Regions from separate parts of the Homo sapiens genome. Here region 1 is linked to region 2. A link is a contact called in ENCODE Hi-C or POLR2A ChIA-PET data. All regions are on one chromosome and are shown on one strand. Each heading gives the region's core, a stretch centred on a gene start or an enhancer-like site at or near the end of the contact. The rest is flanking DNA. Distances are from core to core; before and after follow the strand shown. Region 1 holds the start of LAMC1 (laminin subunit gamma 1). Region 2 holds the start of STX6 (syntaxin 6).

Region 1 (5,486 bases), core at 107-2,606, 2.0 Mb before region 2:
AGTGCACTTCCTTTTGTTCATTCTGCACCAGGATTAGCAGTCAAATCGCTTTGTGGTTCTTAATTAAGGCTGAGCAGCTATAAAGAACAATAACTTCAAAAGTGAATTTATGTTTTAATTACACATAGGCAATATAGGCAGCGAAGGCATTTGCTCCCCTCAAATTCCCCCTTAACTCAACAGAGCAATCACCCTCAGCCCTGGAAGGACATCTAAACATTTTAAAGGCGAAAGTGTTTAAGGCGGACCTTCTTGTTTCCGATCCAAGAATGCGCTGTGATGACCTTGCTAGCAAAGAGAAAAGTGGGGATGGGAGTTTCTGATTAACGCTTCAGAAAAAAAAGGGGGAAATCACAATCCTAACAGCCGAAATGCAGAATAATCAGAGAGCCAGAATCCCGTTAAGTCAGAAAGAACAGGAAAGCAGAGAGACTCGTGCGGAACATCCTGGCCCTCACGGGATGTTAAAAGCAGTATCTATTTAAGAAGTTGGAGAAAGGAGTTTCTGTGTGGCCCATGCCGGGGAACAGAGAGCAAACACGCGGCCGTCTGCGCCCGTGAGGCCGGCCACTGGGACGGAGCCGGTCCGGGAGCTGGGCTGCTGGCGAGCAGTAGCAGGGGACGGGGCTGTCACCGCTTACCCAGGTGCAGCGTGAGGTTGATGGAGCTGGGGTACTGCACCCCGGCCAGCATGGTCTGGCTTTGCCACCAGGTGGTGTCGGCCTGGTTGTTGTAGTCGGTCAGGAAGGCTGCCCCGTGCTGCAGGTGGGGCTGCCCGGCGTCGCACAGGTGACAGGACTTGGTGACCCCGGTCACCCCGGTCTGCACACAGTATTCCTCGGGCGGAGTCCCACACGTGTTGGTGGCCACCACAGTCACGTTGAAGGCGGCGTTGACGAACTCGGGCATGCAGCGCTGCGGCCGCCCGCCCTCGTCCGTGCACTCGTCCATGGCTGCCTGGGCACAGCCCGCCGCGGCGGCCGCCGCCAGCACGGCCAGCACGGGCCAGAGCCGCCCCCGGGGCCGCAGGGCCGGCGCGGCCCGATGGCTCCCTCTCATCCCGCCGCCCGCACGCTGGGTCACGGCGAAGGCAAGGGCACCGGCGCGTTCCTCTCGCCTAGCGGCGTCCCCCGGAGGCCGCTTCGCTGCTTGAGCCTGGGGGCCCAGGGGCCTGACTCCGGCGCGGGCGGTGGCGGCGGCTCGCGCCGGAGAGACTGACGGGTGGGCGCCCCTAGCGAGGACCGCGCTGCTCGCCGACCACTGCCCCCGCGCGCCGCCTCCGCGCTTCCCTCACCTACCCCGGGAGCAGCCTGCACTCCGCGCCGACCCCCGACTTCCGAGCGCGTGCCCGAGTGCGCGCCCCCGGGGAGGAAGGAGCAGGGGGTGGGGTCGGCAGGGTGGGGTGGGGTCTGGGCGAGGAGAAAGCCCAACCCTGTCTCCTCTCAGCAACTCCCGCGGCCCCTGGGGCAACTCCCCGGCCCACCGCGCCCCATGGACTGCGCGTCCGCCCCGGCGACTCCAGGAGGCGGCGGGGGCGGGAGCAGCGGCGTCTCGCGCTCGGGCCCGCGGCGCGCGACCCGGGGGGAGGGGCGCGCGAGGTGGGCGGGGAGCCGGGGGAGGGGGTTGGGGGAGGGGAGGGGAGAGGAGGGGAGAGGAGGGGAGGGGAGAGGAGAGGAGGGGAGGGGAGGGCGGCTGGGTGGTGCATGCCGGGAGGGAAGGGCGGCCTCGCAGACCCGCTCCCCGCGCGGGAGTCGCTGGGGTCCTTGGGCTCCGCGGCCTGGGAGACTCCGGATTGCGGGAGGAGTCGGGGGAGGGCGCCTTAGAGGGGCGATGCCGGGTCAGGAGGTCGCTCGGGGTCGTCCCTGGGGCCTCGCGCCAATTTGGGCTGCGGCAAGAGGGTCCCCGCCCGGCCAGGTGTGGGTCCGAACCGGGAGCGCCCGCTGCTGCCCGGGGCCCCGCTCCAGCCCCTCCCGAACAGAGGTCCCGGGGCGTTCATGGGGCCGACACGGTCCCTGGAGAATCAGAAGGGCCTGGTCGCAGCAGCCAGATGAGTTTCGTGAAGCGATTTCCTGCCGCTGATTTAAAGTGTAACCAGTCGTTTTACCGGGGCAAGGAAGGAAGTGAAAAGGCTGGGAATGGAATGAATTTTTCCCTTGGGTACGCACGACCCACTGCGAAATTCTTCCACTGTGTTGTTTGTGTTCCTCGGCTTGCCTTTAAAAGACTCGAAATTATGTGGATTCTGACATCCTCCTTTTCGGGCCTGCTGAGTCACGGAATATTCTCAGTGCCAGAATGACTCAGTTCACAGAACCTGAGCCAGAAGATCATGAGTTTTAGTCCCGGAGCAGAACCTGGGCGCTTACCCAGTGCTGGATACGGCAAGCAGAGACCAGGGCAGGGAGGCAGCAGCTTGAAACCCTTGGCGTCCCCAAGCAGAGAGGATGCACATAGTGAATGACACGGATTTGTTTTGTTCTAGCTTTTCAGGAATTTAATGATAAAGTGCGGATAATAAGTACACCGCAAAAACAAAACAAAAAAACACATGCATAATTTCGGACCCAGTTGTCCCATTAAGATAGGCGTAATGGGAATCTGAAACAAGGAAATAAGTATATGTTAGGTGACTCTGGATAGTTAGGGTTAGTTAGACGCAGACTGCTGATTAGGAAAACCTTAAGGATAATGTTCTGGTAGGATGAAGAAGGGAGGGGAATCTAGGGTCTTGTTACACGGCTGAGCTTACTTAGCAAGTTATGTTCATCACTGTTCCGTTTATTTGATGAGATGGGTGGAGATTATGCATGGCTAAAGGTGCCTCATTCTTGGCACCTTCTCTTTGGGAGAATTAAGTTGTGGGGACTAATAATTTTTTAATCCTTTCATACATGAGTTGAAGCGAAATAAATACGTTCATTTACACCTAGAGGGGATTATATGCTCTCTCAGTCCTTCGTTGTACTTGAGGACAAACGTGGGCATATAGGACAAAAATAAGGATGTTAGTTGTGAATAAAGCTACAGATTTGTAATAAACTTGTTTATATTTTAATAAACATATTAGTGAATTTGCATTATTATACATTTTTAGTACTTTGTTATATAGTGGCCAAAGCGTGGGTCTCTATTTCCAACAATCAAAATAAAGACAAGGAGACCCCCAAAGGCTGTGAAATCAACATAAATGGGTTTGTCATTGCTGCCTTTTGAGTCCTAATGTCCAAGACTAACATCAAGATATTACTTATGCGAATTTTCCGTAACTTAATTACCAGAGCTTATCTGATATTTGTAAAGCACATAAAGAGACCTTGAATTAATCTCTCAATTCTCTTGCTTATGGAAATGTGTCACAGTGACAAACATCTATTTTGAAAAGAGGTAAAGTGTAACCAGCCAGTGGGCTTGATGATAAAAATTTTGCTCCGTTATTTGGATCTTGATTCAAACAAATCAACGGTTAAAACAAAATTTTTAAGACAATTTGAGAAATTTGAACACTAACCAGATGTTTGATGTTATCGACAAATTATTTTAGCCACCTAGAGATGCCACAGTCTACTAGACAGTATTTAAAGAAAAAAAGTGAAAGTGTGTAAGAATTTCTTTTACTGCAGGTTACCCTGTTTTTCAAAAAACTCCAGTCTTTTGAATGCACGTTCTTAAGTGCTTAGACATTTCATTATCAGCCGGGCGCGGTGGCTCACGCCTGTAATTCCAGCACTTTGGGAAGCCGAGGCAGGGGATTACTTGAGGCCAGGAGTTCGAGACCAGCCTAACCAATATGGTGAAACCCTGACACTACTAAAATTACAAAAATTAGCCGGGCCGGCTGGGGTCGTTGGCTCACGCCTGTAATCCCAGCACTTTGGAAGGCCGAGGCGGGTGGATTACTTGAAGTAAAGAGTTCTAGACCAGCCTAGCCAACATGGTGAAACCCCAACTCTACTAAAAAAATAAAAAAATTAGCTAGGCGTGGTGGCGCGTGCCTGTAATCCCAGCTACTTGGGCAGCTGAGGCAGGAGAATCCTTGAACCAGGGAGGCGGAGGTTGCAGTGAGCCAAGATCGCGCCACTGCACTCTAGCCTGGGCGACAGAGCAAGACTCTGTCTCAAAGGAAAAAAATCATCCCGGCGTTGTGTCCATGCCTGTAATCCCAGCTACTCGGGAGGCTGAGGCAGGAGAATTGCCTGAACCCAGGAGGCAGAGGTTGCAATGAGCGAGATTGCGCCACTGTACTCCATCCAGCCTGGGCGACAGAGTGAGAACCTGTCTCAAAAAAAAAAAGAAAAGAAAGAAAGAAAGAGAGAGGAATTCTATTATCTGAAAGACAGAGAGAAAAAGGAGGGATGGAGGGGGGAGGGGGAGGGGGAGGGGAGTTTCATTATCTACCAGACATGGTACTTAGAAGAAAAATGTGAACGGATGGGGAAAACTTTATTCAGGTCCCTCAAAAGATGATCTTAGTGCCCAATCATCAGTGTCTCTATGCAGCAACAAAGGCAGGATGAGGAAATGTAATTGTTTATTGTTTATTGTATGGGCAAGAGAGCTCCAATTAAAGAAAAAAAATGTGAAACTCCAGAGAAAAGAGATTTCTCCCTTCATAATCTATATAAATAATTTCAAGGAAGGATGTTGATTGGCTTGGCTTTGGTCACCTGGCATACCCCCAAAGCTAGGTAAATAGAATACCATGTGTGTGGTGTTTGGCAGCCCAACAGAAAACCATGGAATGTGGGAAAAGCAATTGAAAGGAAAGCTTGCTGTTACCAGAAGAGGGCAGGTTATAAGGCAGAAAAAACAACGGATGTCTACTACAGCAGGATTTAGAATGTGTGATATAATTAGAAAAATAATTTAAAAGTTTGCATTGACCTTTCCATTGCAACTTTGTCATTTTTTATATTTTTATAATTACCAATGCGTTTATTTTTCCAGTCCTTATTCTTTCTGACCTCATTTCCTTGTATTCTTCCCAAGCCTAAGCATCACTATACTATATGCTTTATCTTTTTATATTTAGAAATGCAACCTAAACATAATAATTATTAATAATGATTGACAATGTTAGCCTATATTTACATTCTATGTTACACTTTTCAAAATTACACTGAAGCAAAGAATGTTATCACCTATGCAGAGCTGAAGAAATTAAGGCTCAAAGAGATTAAGTAACCTCTGTAGACAAGTAGGAGGAAAGTCAGGCCAGGAACCTGCTCTTTCTGGCTCCCTGACCAATGCTGTTTCCTTTTCTGTTATGTCAACGTCATGATAGGAAAGAGGATAAGGGAAGAGCATTCTCACATTTCCAGGGTTTTTAGGTTATCAAATAAGAATTTAAAATTAGGTAAAAATTAATGTGATACTGGAAGAGAATGACAATATCCCTCTTCAAAGTTACAATGACTACACATGATGCTTTGTGTTAGGTTTATAGATCCTGCCTAGGTCCTTGGTACAAATCCAAGCAAAACAAGATA
Region 2 (5,042 bases), core at 545-3,044:
CATCATGTCTAGGTGTTTAGTCTTGTTTTCCTTTTGAAACATCTGTCAGATTCACTCCTTCTCTGTTCTCAATCGCTGTCATCCTGGTCTGGACCTCATCCCTTCAGGCCACATGACTTTAGCAGCGTCCTTACTGGTTTTCCTGACTTCAGTAACTTAGTCCTTTGGGATCTTGAGGTTTACACACATTTTTATTTAACCATCACAACAACCCATGAACTAGCTATTATTATTTATGTTTTATAGATGAGGAACTGAATGATAGAGCCAAGGTTTAAACGGGGTTTGTGTTGCTCCAAGGACTGTGCCAGCTCCAGACTGGTGACCTTGGGCAAGTCACTTAACCTCCGAGTCTCAGATTTCTCATTTATAAAATGGGCATGATAGCAGTAATTATCACATTGTAAGAGCAACTGAGATAACACTTAACATCCTGCCTGACACACACACACAGTAAGTGCTCAATGATTTTCAGCAATCAAAGTCCACAATCCCCATCCACAAATTTCATAGCATATCTAGCATATGAGTTGGTTAATGGTTCTGGGCAAAATGTTTTCTCGAATAGCTCTTGAACCACAGTGAGAGGAAGTTGTCATACCTGGCCCCTTCTTTATTCCTCGAAGGTGTGCTCTCCTGGGAAGCACCATATGCTGTATGAAAAATTACTTTACATGGTTATTTGCAGAATGTACAGCAACAGAAAGTACACCCCATCTGGTGGAAAGTGCACAGAATCTGCAGTTCTGCCCTGTCCAGGCTGTGTGACTACAGGAAGTCTTCAAGCCTCTCTGAACTTATTTTCTTATCTACAAAATGAGAAAAATGGATGGTGTGGTGGCTCACGCCCATAATCCCACCACTTTGGGAGGCAGAGGCAGGAGGATCATGTGAGCTCAGGTGTTCAAGGCCAGCCTAGGAAATATACTGAGAGCCCCATCTCTATAAAAAATTTAAAAATTAGCCGGGCGTGGTGGCGCTCACCTGTAGTCCCAGCTACTCGGGAGGCTGAGGCCGGAGGATCGCTTGAGCCCAGGAGGTCAAGGGTGCAGTGAGCTGTGATTGTGCCACTACACTCCAGCCAGGGTGACAGAGAGAGACCCTGCCCCCCAAAAAGGGGGAGGGGGGAATAATACTTTCCCCCAAAGGATACTGAGATGATGCATACACAACCTTTAGCACACTGTCCAACACAAAGCAAGACCTACTTAAAGGATCTGTGTAACATTATAATCAGATACTATGCTTCATTTTAAGTCGAGGACCAGATAGATTTATAAATTACATACTGTCAAAATTAAGTATTAAAAGTAGAGGAAAGGTAAGAGGATTTTGCAAATCAGGTACAACTACAGCTTATCCTGAAAAGCCGACTGCCTAGTTCTGAGGGAACAAGCCACTCCTCACCCTCAAGCTTGAGGAGAGGGCTGTAGAAGCCCGCCCACCTCCACCGCCCCGAGGGCTCCGCCTCCAGGGCCGAGGGACGCAGGCGTAAGCCCCGCCCACTGGGGGGGGGGGGAGAGAGAGAGAGAGAGAGAGAGAGAGAGAGAGAGAGAGAGGAGAGAGAGGAGAGAGAGGAGAGAGAGGAGAGAGAGGAGAGAGAGGAGAGAGAGGAGAGAGAGAGAGAGAGAGAGATATATGCCCTGGTCACGTGAGCGGGGTGCGGAAGTCGTGTTTCAGGCGGCGTTCGTGATTGGCCGCGGCCGAGGGTCCCGGGGGTGGGGTCAGGCCCTCCGACGCTTCGGGAGGAGCCGGGACTGGAGGCTGCCGAGGGGGCCGGCGCCCGAGTCCGGGATTCGGCCAGTGGTGCTGAGCGAGTGCTGGACCAGCGGCCGTCCTGTGCACCTGGCCTGTGCGCGTGCCCGCTGCTCGGCTTCACCCAGACTAAGGCGCGGGCAGCTGCGGGAACAGGCGGGGTGGGCGGAGGGAGACCGGGAGGCACGGGCGCCCTGTGCGCGGAGGAGGTGAAGGCGGCCGGGGCCGGGACGCCATGTCCATGGAGGACCCCTTCTTTGTGGTGAAAGGGTGAGTGTCGGCCGAGCGCTCCACCGGAGGAAGAGGTGGCGGTGCTGCCTGCCCGCACCTCCTAGGTCTTCTCGCAGTGGGGGGAGGGGAGGCAAGTTGGAGCTGGGGAGGGGGAACAGTGGAGACGGCTTAGTCTTGAGGGCCATGACCAAGCGTCAAGAGACGTTCCCTCCATCCCTACCTGGACCGTGAAGCCACTGTCCCCAGCCAAGCCCCTGGTGGTGGGGGGCCCTTTTTGGCCTGTGTGCTGCGGTACAATTTATTTGGGGGCCGAGGGGCTCAGCAGCTCTGCAGGTGGGGAAGGAGACACGCGGGTCCTGGCGCACACTGGCCGTCTAGTCGAGCATGGGATCTTGCTTCGAAGGAGCGAAAACAGCATCTGGGCAGGAAAAGGGAAATGGCCCTCCTGAGCTTTGTAGTTCGCGTTGACGGGGGTGAGCTCCATTGTCCATTGAGTTTGGAGCGCTTGTCCGCAGACTGGCGAGACCACAACAAGCCCAGAGGCGTCTGAGCACGTTTGCTGGGAGGGAGGCGGGGGCGGGGGCCGTTCTGGGAGGCTGGGGAGCAGGGCACCGGAAGACAATTCAATGGGGGAGTTTTTACTGAGTAATGTGAGGAGAGGAAAGCAGTCGTTCATACTCAGTGATGATTTGGAAGGAAAACAAAATGAAACAAGCCAAACCAAACTTTCCTCAGCTTTCTATTAGCAACCGGAATTTTCTCACAGTGCTAAAGGAAATGAGTGTTGCTTGTTAACTCCTTGATTTCATCCAGGTTGTTTGACAGGTTTCTCCTATTTCTTCTGCCTTTCAGAATAGAAAGGACTGCCTTCTGTTCCCTTACAAGCTATCCTAGCTCATCTTTGATTGCTCGATTGTTTCTTTGGAGATAGAGTCTTCAACTGCACTTTGTAATATCCACTTCGTAGCCATTAAACACATGCAAGAAGATCAATTCTGATGTAACTTTTAGTTTCTTATTAGAAACTTGTCAGTTTTCTGTTTTAAATGTCAAACATGAAAAATCTGAAAACTGCAAAGTTCCCAGGTCAGTACTGATCACCACAGAATGTCCCTTGCTTTTTACTAGTTGCTGCTAGCTTCCTATTTCTGTAGTGGTGCAAGCTGGCCGTTGTATAGTCAAGTGTTGTAGAAAATTTAAATGGTATTTTAGGTGAAATACTTTATCGATTATGCAGTAAAATACATTTATACTACTTCTTAATATTTCCCTGGAAAGTTTTTTTTCTTCACCTTACTCTAATTTAGATGGGAAAATGCTGAGTTGTAAATTTACTGGTAATATGTGTATCCCTACCTAGAAAATGTGATATTTATTAGAAGGATTGATTTAGGGGTTAATTTTTAAAATAGATGTTTTTTCCTTGATTGAAAGTTCTTAATGCTTAGGTTGGCAAAGGTTATCTCTGGCGGTAGAGATCAGAGATGATCAGAAATTTTTTGTTTGACTTTTTATGGAATTTGTCAAAAGCCTAAATTCTTCTGTCTTGGCATTTTTTTTTCTTGATGGTATCCTATACAGTCTACTAATGCTTGCTCACTGATTAAATATCACTACTTTATCGGAACATTGGCTTGGAGGGAGTTTTGATTGATTTTTACATCATTTTAGCTCCTATCTTTAAGGTTCTTGAAGGAAAAGAGATTCTCAGTTCCTTCTGCTGTGGAAAGGTAAAGTCACCCATGAAGGTGTATCCAGATTTTTGGGGAGTCATGTACCTGTGTTTATTAAAAGTATCAAAAATGCATTACACAGCATGCAAAAATTAAAGGTGCCTAAATTATGGCCCTTAGCCTAGGAGCTTCTGGTCTAATCTGAGAAACAAATTACCCCAAAATTAAATAGAAATGACAGGTGGCAAATGAATGAGTGTTGAAGTGAATGCTACAGATAAGTGCCTCAGGAGTTCAGAGAAAGGTAACTCCTTGGGAATTGTTAGGATTAGGAGAGCTTTTGGAGGCAGTAGTGTATCTTGAATTAGGTTTTGAAGATGGGCAGAATTTAGATAATCAGGCCTGTCTCTCTTACCTGGATGCTTATCAGAGTCTTTTTAATTGTTCTTCCTGCTTCTGGTCTCATTTCCTCTTTCAGCTGTCCTGGGATCTATTGGATCATTGCTGTCCAATAGAAGTATAATGCCAGCCATGTATGTCATTTTACATTTTCTAGTAGCCGCAGTAAAATATAAAGGAACAGGTGAAATTAATTCTAATGTAATCTCTAATACATTCAAAATATTCAACATGTGATTAAAGATTATTGATGAGATATTTTACTTTTGTACTAAGTCTTCTAAATCTGATACATATTTTACACTTACTGCACATTTAAATTTGGACATTAAATTTTCATCAGAAATAATTGATCTGTATTTAAAGTTCATTAAATACATTTTTTTTTTTTGAGACAGAGTCTTGTTCTGTTGCCCAGACTGGAGTGCAGTGGTGCAATCACGGCTCACTGCAACCTCTGCCTCCCAGGTTCAAGCGATTCTTGCACCTCAGCCTCCTGAGTAGCTGGGACTATAGGTGTGTACCACCTCACCTGGCTAATTTTTGTATTTTTAGGACTATGGGCAGGGCACCCGCCACCACGCCCGGCTAATTTTTTGTATTTTTTAGTAGAGACGGGGTTTCACCATGTTAGCCAGGATGGTCTCGATCTCCTGACCTTGTGATCCACCTGTCTCGGCCTCCCAAAGTGCTGTGATTACAGGCGTGAGCCACCGCGCCCGGCCTACATACTCTTTAATTGTTCCAAACATACATAAAAGGTTTTTGATAACTGAATTGCTATCAGTTACCAAGTTTACATTAATTAAAATTTAATTTCTGTCACACTAGCCACATTTCCAGTCAGTAGTTGTATGTGGCTTCCGTGTTGGACAGCACAGTGTAAGCTTTTCTAGAGTCCTAGACAGGTGTACCCTACTTAATATTATTCAGTGGCTGCTGCTGGCCTGCAGAATAAAGTGCCAACACTTCCTGACCTCACTG

What was found. Hi-C counts contacts between places; a loop is a spot of excess contacts on that map. ChIA-PET counts read pairs that join two places held with the same protein, here RNA polymerase II (POLR2A). Pooled maps may share reads with other maps.
Region 1: a pooled map shows a loop between it and region 2 (4-fold over the local background). The contact joins the promoter of LAMC1 here to the promoter of STX6 in region 2. A Hi-C loop is called at or near these places in 2 of 50 pooled maps. POLR2A ChIA-PET finds 5 or more read pairs at or near these places in 2 of 52 experiments (GM12878 and endothelial cell of umbilical vein).

The regions. Positions count from the first base shown.
Region 1 is chr1:183,019,290-183,024,775 of GRCh38, reverse strand. It overlaps LAMC1 (laminin subunit gamma 1), which reads right to left and starts at 1,356. Exons shown (of 28, transcript NM_002293.4): 1 at 642-1,356. The coding sequence starts at 1,059. RefSeq lists enhancers at 440-993, 1,549-2,103, 2,104-2,659, 3,397-3,896 and silencers at 948-1,087, 1,108-1,177, 1,228-1,617, 1,648-2,037.
Region 2 is chr1:181,019,622-181,024,663 of GRCh38, reverse strand. It overlaps STX6 (syntaxin 6), which reads left to right and starts at 1,794. Exons shown (of 8, transcript NM_005819.6): 1 at 1,794-2,025. The coding sequence starts at 1,991. RefSeq lists silencers at 1,513-1,612, 1,733-1,862 and an enhancer at 1,271-2,054.